3 separate regions of the Homo sapiens genome follow, and all the other regions are linked to region 1. A link is a contact called in ENCODE Hi-C or POLR2A ChIA-PET data. All regions are on one chromosome and are shown on one strand. The core of a region is the stretch at or near the end of the contact, and the rest is flanking DNA. Distances in the headings are between cores, read along the strand shown. Region 1 overlaps STXBP6 (syntaxin binding protein 6). Region 2 overlaps STXBP6 (syntaxin binding protein 6). Region 3 overlaps STXBP6 (syntaxin binding protein 6).

What was found. A loop is a pair of places that touch in the nucleus more often than their neighbours do. ChIA-PET counts read pairs that join two places held with the same protein, here RNA polymerase II (POLR2A). Pooled maps may share reads with other maps.
Region 2: a map of GM12878 shows a loop between it and region 1 (2.1-fold over the local background). The contact joins two enhancer-like sites. A Hi-C loop is called at or near these places in 7 of 168 maps with a recorded cell type or tissue (Caco-2, GM12878, HepG2 and 3 more) and 6 of 50 pooled maps. POLR2A ChIA-PET finds 5 or more read pairs at or near these places in 1 of 52 experiments (BJ).
Region 3: a loop to region 1 is called in a pooled map, with 4 times the contacts of the local background. The contact joins two enhancer-like sites. A Hi-C loop is called at or near these places in 11 of 168 maps with a recorded cell type or tissue (Caco-2, HepG2, IMR-90 and 5 more) and 8 of 50 pooled maps. POLR2A ChIA-PET finds 5 or more read pairs at or near these places in 5 of 52 experiments (A549, BJ, Caco-2 and 2 more).

The regions. Positions count from the first base shown.
Region 1 is chr14:24,804,695-24,809,570 of GRCh38, forward strand. STXBP6 (syntaxin binding protein 6) reads right to left here. Exons shown (of 6, transcript NM_001394410.1): 6 at 4,760-4,876. Among named protein-coding and RNA genes, the nearest start is that of GZMB, 170 kb to the left of the region's middle. Within about 2 kb of position 1,702, at least 5 of the 41 ENCODE cell types and tissues checked have a DNase peak (open chromatin) inside an H3K27ac peak, as active enhancers do; they include heart right ventricle, where a contact is called at or near this core.
Region 2 is chr14:24,941,581-24,945,906 of GRCh38, forward strand. The region is part of intron 2 of STXBP6 (syntaxin binding protein 6); the gene reads right to left. Among named protein-coding and RNA genes, the nearest start is that of STXBP6, 110 kb to the right of the region's middle. Within about 2 kb of position 1,556, at least 2 of the 41 ENCODE cell types and tissues checked have a DNase peak (open chromatin) inside an H3K27ac peak, as active enhancers do.
Region 3 is chr14:24,964,402-24,969,014 of GRCh38, forward strand. All of the region lies in intron 2 of STXBP6 (syntaxin binding protein 6), which reads right to left. Among named protein-coding and RNA genes, the nearest start is that of STXBP6, 83 kb to the right of the region's middle. Within about 2 kb of position 2,055, at least 11 of the 41 ENCODE cell types and tissues checked have a DNase peak (open chromatin) inside an H3K27ac peak, as active enhancers do; they include heart right ventricle, where a contact is called at or near this core.

The sequences.
Region 1 (4,876 bases), core at 452-2,951:
TGCTCTGAATCTCCCCCTCCCCGGGGTGGTCTCCAGTCCAGCTGTCTCTTTCCCCGAGCAGGTTGGAACTGTCTTCTACTATTGCCTTTGTTCTACTTCCCATGCTGGCAAATAGAGTCCAAGTGTCATGAGGTTTTTTCCTTTGAGGGGGAGAAGGAAGTTATGATACCATCTAGTACTTCAGGGATGAGCTTGTAGGGGAAGGGGTGGTGGTAGATAAGGGAATCCTCTAAATGTTGAGTGGGACCAGTGAAAGATGCAGGTTTTAGTGAGTAATACACACCTCCTCAGCACTTTGGACTTCCCAGAGCTCTTTCACATTCCACAACCCACTTCACTCACCAGGCCTCTGAGGCAGGCAGGGTGGGGACGATTTTCCTGTGCAACACAAAGATCCAAATACAGATTAAACTGTATCATTTGCTTAAGAACACAAAGCTAGTGACAAAGCCAGGAGGCTCTCTGCTAGAAAGGATCCTAGCTAATTTACTTTTACAAAAAGAAATTTGCAAACTGGCTGCAATGGCTCATGCCTATAATCCCAGCACTTTGGGATGGGAAGCAGGAGGATCACTTGAGGCCAGGCAGGAGCGTAATGCACAGTGCAATATATAGAGGAGTAGAGTTTGAGATTTTGGTTGGGGCAGCTCCACTGTTATAAGTAGCATGATCCCCCTTGCTTGGACTGTCCTTTACAAATGACCTAATAATAATGTTGGTCATTAATAGCATCATGGCAAATATGGGAGAACATGGTATGCTGACAACATAGTATTTCTGAGACCTTCCTTTTAGCTGAACGCCTCAAGATGCTTCCAGAAAAGGTACGTTATTACAAATTTACACATTAGTGAGATGTTAGTTACTTCCTTTTTTCTCTTAGAGCTATTTTCATTCTAGACCCAGGTTCAGTTTGTGGAGTAAATGGTTCTCTTTAAATTACTGTCAACTTAAGTCATTTGGGAGTGGCTTATTTTTGAGAAAGGCCTTCCCAGCATCTTTGGAATCACACCAATATATCTGTATAACAACCTTAAACATTGTTTTTCAAGGGGAGTATGAATTATTGTCCAAAGGACATGTCACATCATCTCCCAGATCATAAAACCATTCATTTCCATCCCCATAGTTGATGACAGACATGGAGGCCAATTTGTCTCACTTCTCTCTTTTGCGAATTTAGCCTTTTTGGAATTTTTTCCAGAAAGTGCCCAACACTGGGCGCCTGTAGTCCAGGAGTCTCTCCTTTATCCCAGAGCTGGTATCTATGGAATGTCAAGGGGTCTTCATCCCTGGGCCATAAAAATGAGTGCATCTCGGTACAATAATGTCTGCCCCGTGTGCCCTGTGCTTACGTGAATTTAAGGAGGGTTTGTCTGTTCTACCAGCCAGCAGCACAGTGCGGCAGGCATCCAGGCCTGTAAAGTTTACTGCTTTGTTCTGGGTCCGTTACAGGGAAGTAGCCCACTGCCAAGCTGACATACATGGAGCCCTTATGTGGCAGGCACGGGGCTAAAGGTTTTACATTCATTATTTCATCAGTCCTTACAATGATCACCCCCATTTGAAAGAAAACAGGCACAGAGAGAGTCAGTAACGTTCTCAAGGCCTCACACGTGGTAAAATTGGAGCTGGATTTCACAGCAGGGCAGGTGAACCTAGGTCTTCATCCTAAATACAATGCAATGCTGCCTCCAGGAAATCACCGCAAGGGGGCTCCCTGTCCTCGTCCATGCCTGTTAAAAGGAGCTGTGTTTTATTTTTCCACTCCAGGAGGTGCCAGGTAGGGCACAATTCATACATTCTTATTTTCCTTCTGTTCAAATGCCAAGGCTCCTTCAGTATTGGAAAGTTTCGGACCAATGTAAATGTGTTTGCCAGTATTAGTCACTGTATCTCCAGGTCTAAAAACACAAAACATCCCCTGAAAGAAGCCACTGTACTATGAATAAAATGACATGTTTAATAGTAGAAACCGGATTTACCTTCCTGGGGCAGTAAAACAAAGGAATTGTTTTAAGGAAAGCTAACAGAACGCTTGAGGCTTCAATCACTAAGGATGCAGTGTTACAATTAAGGGATTTTCTTCAGATACTATGGATCATCCAAGCCATGTTTTAAATCGCAGGGTTAAGCTCAGAGAACCCAAGGGCTCATTTTTCTTCTTTCCATGTCATCTGACAAAGTGGCAAAGCAATTGTGATACAATGTTGTGGGACAAAGGCTCCATATCTAAGGTTGACAAGTGACACCTGGGACTTGCAGGGCTAGAAATTCCTGTCCAGCTCTTGACACATATAAGTCTGGATGTGTGATGAGGCCGGGAGCCATAGAAACAGGCATCCTTGGGTTGGCTGAGTATGCAAAAGACAGGAAAATAATGTACAAAAATATCTTCACTTTTTCTGAGAAAATCAGTAGCATTTAAAACGTCTAACAGACAAAATGTGAGAGCAATAATAATACACATCGGCAAACAACTCAGCATCACGTAGGTCTGTCCATTAGTCCCTGTGTGCTGAAGGAGGCAAGGCAGCTTTGCCTCATCGAACTATGTCCATCAGTGGCCAGTGAGATGGACCACGGGAGCAGACACTGTTATGCCCAGGGTCATGACTTATGAGCAGAAAGAAGAAAATGTAGCAGAAAACTTTAGGGGAGGGAGAGAGATGGGAAGTGAAAGTACAACTCTGGAAATCCTGATGAGGATTCCAGATGAGGCTCAAGGGAGAATTCCAGATGAGGCTCAAGGGAGAATTCCAGATGAGGCTCAAGGAAGGTTCCAGATGAGGCTCAAGGAAGGTTCCAGATGAGGCTCAAGGGAGAAAATAAAATGGGGGTTAAGGCAGGTTACACTATAGTAGTAATAGAGCTTAAATGCACATTATATTTAATTTTCTTGACAGCTTTTTTTTTTGAGACAAGATCTTGCTCTGTCACCCAGGCTGGAGTGTAGTGGCACAATCACGGCTCACTGCAGCCTCAACATCCCAGGCTCAAGTGATCCTCCCACCTCAGCCTCCTCAGTAGCTGGGACTACAGGTGTGCACCACCAGGCTTGGCTATTTTTTGTAGAGATGGGGTTTCACCATGTTGCCCAAGCTGGTCTCGAACTCTTGGACTCAAGTGTTCTGTCCACCTCAGCCTCTCAAAGTGCTGGGATTACGTGCATGAGCCTGGCCCTCGACAGCTTTAATTTGCTGGTTTAAAATCTAGTAAATATCTGGGGAAGCCAGGTGCCCGGTCATCCCAGACCTGCTGGAATTTTTTTTTTTTCTTTAGAAAACACAACATGACCAAGGACATCAAAATGGCAAGTTTGGGAGTAAATGTATATTTCTAAAAACTCCCCAATTGGTTGTGGCAGGCAGCCAGGGTGGAGGAACTGCTCTAAGAAGCCACTGTAAACCAACACTTTATTTATGGGTAATGCCTTAGGGAGAGCTAAAGCAGGATTTAAGAAGGGCCAGGAAGCAAGGAGAAGGACATGGACAGGAGAAAGAAGACTGTTCAAAAGGTTGGGGCGAAGGTATAAATGAAGGCAAATTTAGCATCAGCTTGGCTTGGTTACACAAAACCATTTTAGATGTATTTTCTAGATTTTAAGAAAGCAAACCACAAGAAAACCCGTCCTTTGCACCATCTTGTTAAAGAGGACTGTTAGTTAGCGCATTCACATTTAGAGAACATGAGACTTGCCTTGTGGGTGGGATGTGTCCTTTTTCCATGTCTCTTACATCTTTGCTTATCTTCATGCTCTGATAATGGTCCACCTGTGGCACTGCCACAATTTCACTGGCACTAGGAAGTACTGTCCCCTGCCCACCCATGCCAAGATAGGCAGGAAGTTGGCATAAAGTGACTCAGGGGGCTATGCAGGAGCAGCGCACAGCTCTCTTCTCCATGCCTGCCGAGCGTGCTTATGTGAACATGCATACGTACATCCGGCTACCACACAAGTTAGCCTATGAAAGGCACACAGAATGGGTGGCAACAGAAAACAATACTCAGACATTTGCATCTTGAAATTTATTTCGGGTGTTTTCCACCATGCCTCCCCTTCTGTTCCCCCACATCTGCCCCAATCTGCTTGTTTAGGCAGATGATTATGATAAGTCAATCGTTTTTCCTAAGCATGTTCTCATTGATGCAGGAGAAAGGCACCACTGCTTTTTTATATTAATCCTCCCATAAAATTTGAGAGTTGGTTGTGGTATAATCGCTAATAAAAATTACATTAAAAAAGGATAATCTCTGCAGGGCAATCAGCTTATAATTTAGTTCACAAGAGCAAGTGCCTTTAAATGCATAATTCACTTAAGGCTGGGTCCTCATCTACCCAAACATATCTCTGCTCGTTCTCCTCTGACAAGTGAAGACTGCAGGTCTCTCCTTTCCACCTGCCCTCCTCCCAGGAAATATCTCCAAGTCCCCCTTGCTTTACCGAGCATCCATGCCAACCCAGAGACAGCTGTTCTGCTGCAGTAGTCACCCAAATCACTTCCCTTGAAAACAAATGGGGCGGTGCAATATGTTGCATTTGCTTTTCCATAAAAATAAATTGACACAATACAAGCAGGTCTTCTTTCCCATTTAACAGGGCAAGAAACTAGTCTGCTGAATGAGGGCACATGCAATAAAATGAACTCAAATGGAGTACATCACTGATATCAGCAGAAAGGTAATTATTAATCAGCTTAATTGCTTCACCCAGGAGAAGGAAAAAAAAAACTTGCTGAATAGATGCCCATTGTCTAAATTAAGGTTAGCTCTTTAGTCTTTATTACATTCCAAGCTTTTCCATTAGAACATATGTAATGACATTTTATCATCATGCTAATACTAGTTCTGAGGTTTCCCCTTAGGCACATAAGAT
Region 2 (4,326 bases), core at 306-2,805, 140 kb after region 1:
AAGTAAGCAGAAACCAGATCACTAAAGGCTTACAAACCTAACCAGAGTTTTGACTTCTGTCCTGGGGCCAAGGGGAGCAGACCCTGTACCCACTAGCCCATGGGTATCTAGCCCAACAGCCCAGCATCTGCAGCAGAACCTACTCTTAGCTGTCTGCTCTTTTCTGCTTTGGACCTCTTTCTTCTTTGGCTCCTTCCTCTCCTTGAGAGAGTGCCATTGCATGTTCTTAACTCAGGGACCACCTGTGTGAGAAAATACCAGAGACTAATACAAGTGAATGCTTCCTTTAGTTTCTGAGAGCCTGTGAGTAGCAGTTACAGGGCCTCACACAGGAGCTGCTGGCTGAATGCCAACAGGCTGCCAGGTGTGCATCTGCACCAGTTCCCCCTCAGCAAGTCTCTCTAGGTGATGTGTTTACTTCAATTCTTTCTGTGTCTGAGAAACAAGATTGCAAATAGGTGAACTGCCGAGAAAAGAGAATGCAAATCTGCTGTTGGGGACACAGTCAACTTGTAAAAAGCAATGATTCAATGAAATTGTAGGATGGAATTTGACAAAATTCCTGAAAGAAAGTGAAGGGAAAGAAAAGTAAACAGAAGAAAACCAGAAATCAACTTTTTCTAACAGGGCCATTTTTGGCCACTAGTGGAGGTCTTGACATGAAGAATAAAAATGATATCAAGGGACTACAAATGGTGCTGTCTGAGCCTCATTTTTACCAGGGAAAACTAGAACCATATTTGAAAGCAGACTGGATAACCAAACATACATTGTCAACAACTTCATCCAGAGATGGAAAACACTGAGCCCAGCAGACTACCTGGAAAGAGTTCACACACTGTGGGTGAAGCTGGGAAGGAGGAGGTTGTTGAAATCACCACATTCAGTTCTCAGCACCTTATGGAACTTCAGGGGCCACACTGAGTGGAAGTCAGTGTGCTGTTCAGAAAACTCATCGTGATGCATGAATGGTGTTCTCTCACCCTGCTTCCAAGATAATCAAACAGCTGGTTATCTTGTCTCCACGCTTTGCCCACTGACGGTCTGATCTTTTATTCAGCATTTATTGAACACAACTGCCTTTGATCTGAGGTCAGGTAGTGCTGTGAAGGCCATGAAAAGAGCAAATCAATTACTCACAAATGGCAGGTGTCTTCACAAAAGATAAAGGGGGTGGTTCATGCCCTTGTGGCCTAGTCCCAATCCCACAGACCAATATCTATGTGCATATTTAATTGCTCTCAAACTGATAGCTATGTAGCAGAAAAATCAAGACAGGTACACCTACTAGCAGGAAGATTAGATTCTTGGCCCAGAGGAGAAAACAAACAAAAGGGGTCACAGAAAAATCTTAAATTAATTAGAATCAGTTAAGAAAAGTGAAAATTCAGTTTCACCTTTCAAATCTGAAATCAGTTTCAGAAAGGTGAAATCCCTTCCAGAAAAGGTGTATGCTCACTCTTCGGAAGTTGGCTGACAGGGTTAGCATCTTGCCCAATATTCTTTCTTTCCTCTTAACAGAACCCTGATTCTGGCACTGGGGGTGGGGTGTGAGGCAAGAAGGCTGGGAAATCTGTTTTCAATCTCACCGTACTCACAACTACAGTGGCCAATGAAACGCACTTGGAAGTCACTTGGGTTTCTGGCAGGACTCACTGAAAGCTGATCTGATCCTTTTGTCTTCTGCCCTGCCCCTTCTTCCTTTCTGAAAGGCAAGTGTGGCCCTGCAGGTGGCCCATACTTCTTGCAACTACAGGCAACTGAAGGCAGGTAAGGCAGAAGAACAGAGGTACCCACCTGGACTCCTGTGAGAAAAAAATAAACTGACTTACTGAAGCCACTGCTTCTTTGGGCTTTTCACTGGGTACAGCTGAATGGAAACCTAACTGATGATTCATTCTAAATGTTTCATCAGAAGCAAAACCTTAAATTTTCACATTTTTCAGTTTTATGTTCCTTATGAAATTTAGTAATTAAATTCTGAATTATTTGTTAAAAAGGTAAACTCAATGGAAACTGCCAGGTTTACTTCTGAAGGAGGACATTTGAAAACATAATTGCTATAAATAATAAAACCAGTTTTTCTTCAGAACTGAACTGAATATATTTAATAAAATGTACTGCTATGTAATTGGATTACAACATTCAGAAAGGAATAAAAATATGTTTCAGTGGTTAGAATAATGTCTATATCTTGACCTTTAAATAAATCACTAAAAATTTTGAACGGTAGGAGCTCTAGCTTTGACTCTGAAGTACCAAAGAACTGAAATAAAAACATATTTCCTTATTTAAAAAGGGTAATTTGGTGATTTGAAATAGTTACTTATTTACATATCATTGAAATTCATTGTTGCTTTTTTGTATTAAGCAACATGATTTTCTTAAATGCTTTGTTTTCCCTCCCCAAAAGTTTTAAACAGAAATTAGTGTTGGTTTTTATTGCTAATTTGTTTTTGTCCTCACCTTTCTCCATATTTCTTTAGCCAGTCAAAATGTAGCATCCTCCACAAGAAGAGGCTCAGGCTATGCAACAAAAAGCTATCACTTCAAGGAACCAACGAGTGAAAACAGGTTGACAATTCATTTTATCACATTCAAAGACGGAGAAACAGTAAAGCTCGGAGGAACCTATTGAGTTCTGCCACCGCACGGAAGGTATCATCCCATCCTCAAGCTTGGGCACGCTGACCACCTAGGAAAGCAGCAAGCTGGGCAGACTCCAACCTCAGGCAGAGGTAAATAAACACAGCCATTTTTCTTCTTGCTTTAAAACATCCAAGGAAAAAATTCTAACTAAAGTTATTTTTAAACACATCATGGCGGAAAAGCCCTTACCCCATCAGACACACAGAGCCAGGGCTCTGCTGGGAGCACATAGGGGATATGGGAGAGAGTTTCCTTGGTAGTTCATAGTGTTCACCAGTGAAAATGCGACTGCCTCAAACAGACATGGCATTTTGTCATGTTCAGATCAAAACTGGAGATGCTGGAATTAGAAGGGGATTTGGGATCTTTTTGTCCAGTACTCTGGGTTTGCCTACCTAAGTTGTTAATGAGTTTTAAACCAAGGTCTTCGATCCGGGGCTCTCATCACTACACTAGACTATGAAGACTTATAGCATGAAACTTAACACATAACCACTGCACTGCTGTCCTAGGTTTTGGACCATCTTCTTCACCTGTTTTGTAGGACAGTACTCTCCATTGCTTTATGGAAGGCATACTAGAAGAGCTTCTAGGTCATTACATGAGCATGGGGAGTTTGTTTGGAGTGTGAAAAGAGTGTGAAAAGATTCAGGGCCTGAATCTTAGCCCTGACTCTGCCACTAGCAAACAATAAGATCTCAGAGATTCTACTCGCTAGGCTTGTACTTCCTGTTGGCAACATGAGAGCAACAGACTCAGTGCTCTCCAAGGCTTTTAATTCAACAAACTGCTTATTAAGTAACTAATCCATGCGTGATGTCTTGAAAGCTTTTGTGTCTCCAAGGGCTCACAATTTATTGGCTATAAAAACAATCCTCAAACTTTGGCATGTATATGAACCAATTAGGAATTTTTTTTTTTTTTTTTTTTTTTTTTTAGCAGATTCCTGACTCCCACTTTCACAGATCATGGTTTGGCAAGTGTGTTGTAGTGGACCCCAGAAATCTGCTATTTTCTGAGCATTCACATTGTTCTGAACCAGTCAGCCTTTGGACCACACCAAAAAACACTACACACGGTGGCTCACACCTGTAATCCCAGCACTTTGGGAGGATTGCTTGAGGCCAAGAGTTCAAGACTAGCCTGGGCAACATAGCAAGACATGTCTTTATAAAAAATAAATAAATAAAATTATCCAGGTGTGGTAGCACACACCTGTAGTCCCAGCTACTCAGGAGGCTGAGATGGGCAGATGGTTTGAGCCCAGGAGTTTGAGGCTGGAGTAAGCTATGATCACGCCACTGTACTCTAGCCTGGGTGACAGAGGGAGACCCTGTCTCAAAAACAAAACAAAACAAAACAAACAAAACACTACCCCTACAAACAAGGCAAATTAGATAACCACTGCCAATATGCTCATAAACAGATAGATGAGCCCTTCCTTGAAGGAATTTCCTGTGTTGCAAAATAATAATAATTTTTAAAATATAGCAATAGCAGCTGACCTTTACCAAGCATCAACTATGTGCTAGGCATTGTTCTAAGGGCTTTATATATAGTAAAAACATATACTAACTCATTGAATCCTCTACAAAAGCAGTGTAATAAGAACTATAAGCTAATAAACTTTCTCTAGAAAAGGGAAAGTGACTTCCAGGGAGACACGCTGGATTTGAG
Region 3 (4,613 bases), core at 805-3,304, 160 kb after region 1:
TAGTTTCTTCTGGAAAATTCTGCATATGGTTTAGCATGACTGGAACTGAGCTGGAAATGTCAGTCATTCGTATTCTCTCTCCCTCCCTGTCTCTTCTTCATGGAAGCTGAGTACCTTCTATGTATCAGGCATTACATATGCACCTATAGTTCAGTTACTCCTCAAAATACCCTGTGAGTTATTGCCATTTTATAGATGAGAAAACTGAGTTTCAAAGACATGACAGAGCTAGTACAGTTCTCATTCTGTGTGTGTGTGTGTGTGTGTGTGTGTGTGTGTGTATGTAAAGGAAGGGTAACAGGAAAGAGCTGGAGAAACAAGAACCTGATCTGGGCTGAGAAGCTGGGTCCACAGGCATTTGTATCAGCCTCTCCCACTTCTGATGTTTGCTCAACAGTGAACTTGACTGACCTCAGAGAACGTTTTGTTTTATTTTGTTTTAATTTTTCTTTTGATCCAGTAAAGATAGGTGTAGGAAAATAACATCTCCCATTTCAGGGACAGGACTTCGATTGACTAACCCAGTTCTAACTCCCTGTGAAGCAGGATAAAGAGGCCTAAACACAAAGGGCTTCTGCACCCAATATACCCAGTATTGTGCAAATATTCATGACATTAGAGTGGAAATTTTCCAACTCTGAAATAGAACAGCAGTGTGATGCCACCTAATATTCTAGCTTTGGGGAAAAACAATGTTGGAATCTAGGTAATCGAGAGTAGACTGGTTTAAAAATGGCGGGTCAGAATGACCTTGAGATTCCTGTCAGGAGTGGGACACAGACTGGAGAGGATGCAAACCAGAGGGGAATGGGGAAAAAATGTAGGGAAGGAGAGGGAGAAAACCCCCAAGGCCAAGTCTGGGTTATCGTGTGATTTTGCTTCACATGACATGGGTCACGGATGCCTGTCATACATACATATTAACATGTTTTTTCTTTTTGCTGTTGTCTTATAAATGTCTTGAGTCTGTTCCTGAGAGGCAGACTTTACGATTAGATTATTTTTATTTCAATGGGTTTTTTGGGGGGTAAAGGTGGTGTATGGTCATTAACATGTTTTTAAAAAGCTACAGATGAACAATCTTTGTGTGGCAAGAACCATTAGTGGGATAGTGAGTATCCCACTAATGATGAGATAATAGTATTGCTCATAAAGCTGAATACCTTCCACATATCATGCATTACACACACATATACACAGTTCAGTTATTCTTCAAAATACCCTGTGAATTTAATGCAGGGATATAGATATTAATGCCATTTTATAGATGAGAAAACTGAATTTCAAAGACATGAAGAGCTAGTACAGTCAGCGTTTTACCATAAGTCAGTCTTCTGCCTAACCTGTGTTCTTCTATAACTGGGGTGGGAATTCTTCCAGGGAGCAACAGGTGCCTCTGACTATAGCTTACTGACAAAAGCCTCACTACCACAGAAAGGTGCACTAATTTCTCAAAGTGTTAACCTAGAAAATCACCCAAAGAATGCATCTATGTGGCTTAAAACAGTGCCTTCTTGGTAGGCTGCTGTTTAGGATGTCTGCCAGGTACACAGTGCCTTGCCAGCCACATGCCAGAAGGACAGCTGCCTTAGTTTGCAATCTCCCTAACCACCACTTGCTCTACCTTTGCAATTAGTCAAAACTAATCAAAACGAACATAAGTGAGTGAGCTGTAAAACTCCTGTTCTTAACAGTGGGCTGTGTGGTGGGAGAGCACACAGATGGAGTTTCCTTTTTAAATGAAATATTTGGCACTAGCCTCTGTTAAGAGTTTTCCCTTGTTTCCATCTGGTTTTAGTATTGGAATGCATACATGAGAGAATGGAAAAAGAAAACTCTGTTGGCGTGCTAAACCACTAGAAAAGCTGAAGTCACTGACAGCACATCCTCTAAATCCTCCGAGATTAGCACACTCTGCTCAAGGAATGTTGTCACATTGTTTTTAAGGGAGGGGAGAGTTCTGTTCTCCAGATCTAGCCCTGTCTTGGAAAAAAAAAAAAAAAATGACAAGTGTGTCTACTTTGGAGTCAGATGGACCCAGGCATGAGTCAGCACCCTCATTACTTAGCCACCTGACCCTAGGCAGTGCAACTACCAGCATTAAGCCTCAGCTATTTCATCTGTAAAGTAGAAATAACAAGAGAAGGCTGTTGTGAGGATTAAATGAGATGATACCTATTCAATGCTTACTTATCTATTTTTGAACTTTCCTAATAGCAAGGTTTTAGGAAAGACAAATGTTATTATCACTGGTTTTCACAGGAAGAGATCTAGAACCACCAAGGAAACTCTAAAAAAATTTCAGGCATCTATTTTTTCTACTACACAACAGAAGAAAACAAATTCATATTTGGCAGTGTCCCTGCCAGGAGTCTCTCCAAATTTCCCCAGGGAGTTCATTTGCTCTCTAAGAGTCAAATATATCTACTAACAGTGTCACTGTAATATGTGAATTTCTTAACACCCCAGTTGTTGGTATACAGGACTGTCACCACCCAGCCAAAACCAACCAAAGCCTAAACCTGTAGGAGACCAGAGTAATATCGAGACATGATTATCACTAAAGCCGTATGAGAGGGTAAGAAAAGGCGTTTGGTTTGGCAAGTCTTTTCTCACACAATCCCTATGCCTACAAGAGAAGGAGAGCACAGCACAGTGGATAAGGGAGTAGGCTCTAGAATCAAACCTGGGTTCAAGTCCTTGTTTTGTCACTCACTAGCTGAGGATCTTGGGCAGGCTAATTTGCCTCTACATGCTCAGTTTCCTCATCTACAAATAAGAACTATTATCTACCTCATAGCACTGCTGTAAGGATTAAAGGAGTTAACATGTGGAAAGGGTACAGAATATGTCTGAACTCAATAAATACCACAACTACTATTATTATTACTATTACTGATCCCAAAGCAGGCTGATGCCACCCTGACTGTATGAGCACTGAAGAATGTGATGGGTGCATGGCAGGTGCTGCCCTGCAGGTCATTTAAAATTATACCTGGTGGCCAAACCTACTGAACTAGAAAATGTTTCAGAGGAAAACCCTCTCCTTTTCACTTCATGTAACCAATGGCTATTGTTTTACAAATGCTTTAATCAAATGTGTCTGTGCACATATCCTAGAAGAGCCAAATGCTCAATAAATGGTATAACAAAGGATATTGCATATTTATAAAATTAAAAAGGATGTAAGAAAACTCACAATCAAGGCACTGAGAATAACTTTGTTTTTTTATTGCCTTGTCTTCTAGAGTTAAAGTTTTATAGCTGGATGTACACACCAAATCTCTATAATAAAGAGACAAAAGGCTTACCCTGATATATATTCCAATGTAGGAAAGTCTATTAATCAATAACCTCAGAAATGAGATAGAATGACACTGTGGAGGCCAAAAGCGTTCTACATCTCTATCAATTGTGAAGAGTCAGAAAGGAATCTACTATTTAAAACACGGTCCTCTCCACCACACCCCTCCCAAGTGAATTAGAAGAAATGAGGTGCTGTGGCAGTTGCACATGGCCATGGGTCAGGGACCAGGTGGATGTCTGACTCTGCCACTTCCAAAATGGTGACCCCGGCAGATCATGACCTCTGATGAACACTGGTTCCTTGATCTGTGAAATGAGGAACATACCACCCAATAAATAGGGATGCTGCAGGGATTAACTGGAATTAAATAATATAATATGCATAAGATGAATACTTTTAACTTTTATATAATTTTTAAAAATTTCTTAATTTCCGTAATATTCACTATTTATATAATAAAGAATATATATATATATATATATAAAATTATTGCAGTTGCTTTGCAGTTCCTTTTTCACTGCTAATACCTTTGTGTGCCTCTGACTTCAGTGTGAATTTCTTCGTTTTTCCTGGATAAAAACTCTTGAAAAGTCAACTTACCACTGCTGAATAAACCATTTCTACCAAGGTCAAATTTCATCTGTCTTGTCTCTTCCCTCTCTTCTAATATTTATAGACTTTGAGATGAGAGCCGGTCTGAATTAGAAAGTAGACAATTTCTTTCTACTTTCTACTTTTCTAATTCAGAAAGTCTGAATTAGAAAGAGAGAAACAGAGTTTCTCTCCTATGCCAGATCACTGACAATTAAATTTGGTTACCCTAATTCCAGTAACAACCTGTAAAGAATTTTCTCAAACCCTCATAAATGTGTAAGTGTTGATATTAACTACCTGGATTCTTCTCTACATGACATACATGAAATAAGAATGAAATTTGGTATAAAACTTCCATGGGGGTTCAGATCCCTAGAATCTCAGAACCCAAATAAACCTGAATCTTACTACTCTGAATTTTTCAACTGAATAAACTAAAGCCCAGAAAAATCAGATGTTTGACCATGGCCAGACAACAAGAAAGAAATTAAAGAAGTTTTTAATAAAATTGAGTATCAAAAATATATCATTATGTCAGATATCCCAATAAGACAACCCAGAGCATACCCCAGGAAAACAGTAAAACTTCTCAACCTTATCTTCAGAAGTTCTTGCACAACACTTTCAAAATACAGATTAGCTTCCCCACCAGCCCCCCGTGCTGCATTAGAACCAGGCCATCTGTACTTTGAGAAATTCTAGAGGGTTTTAT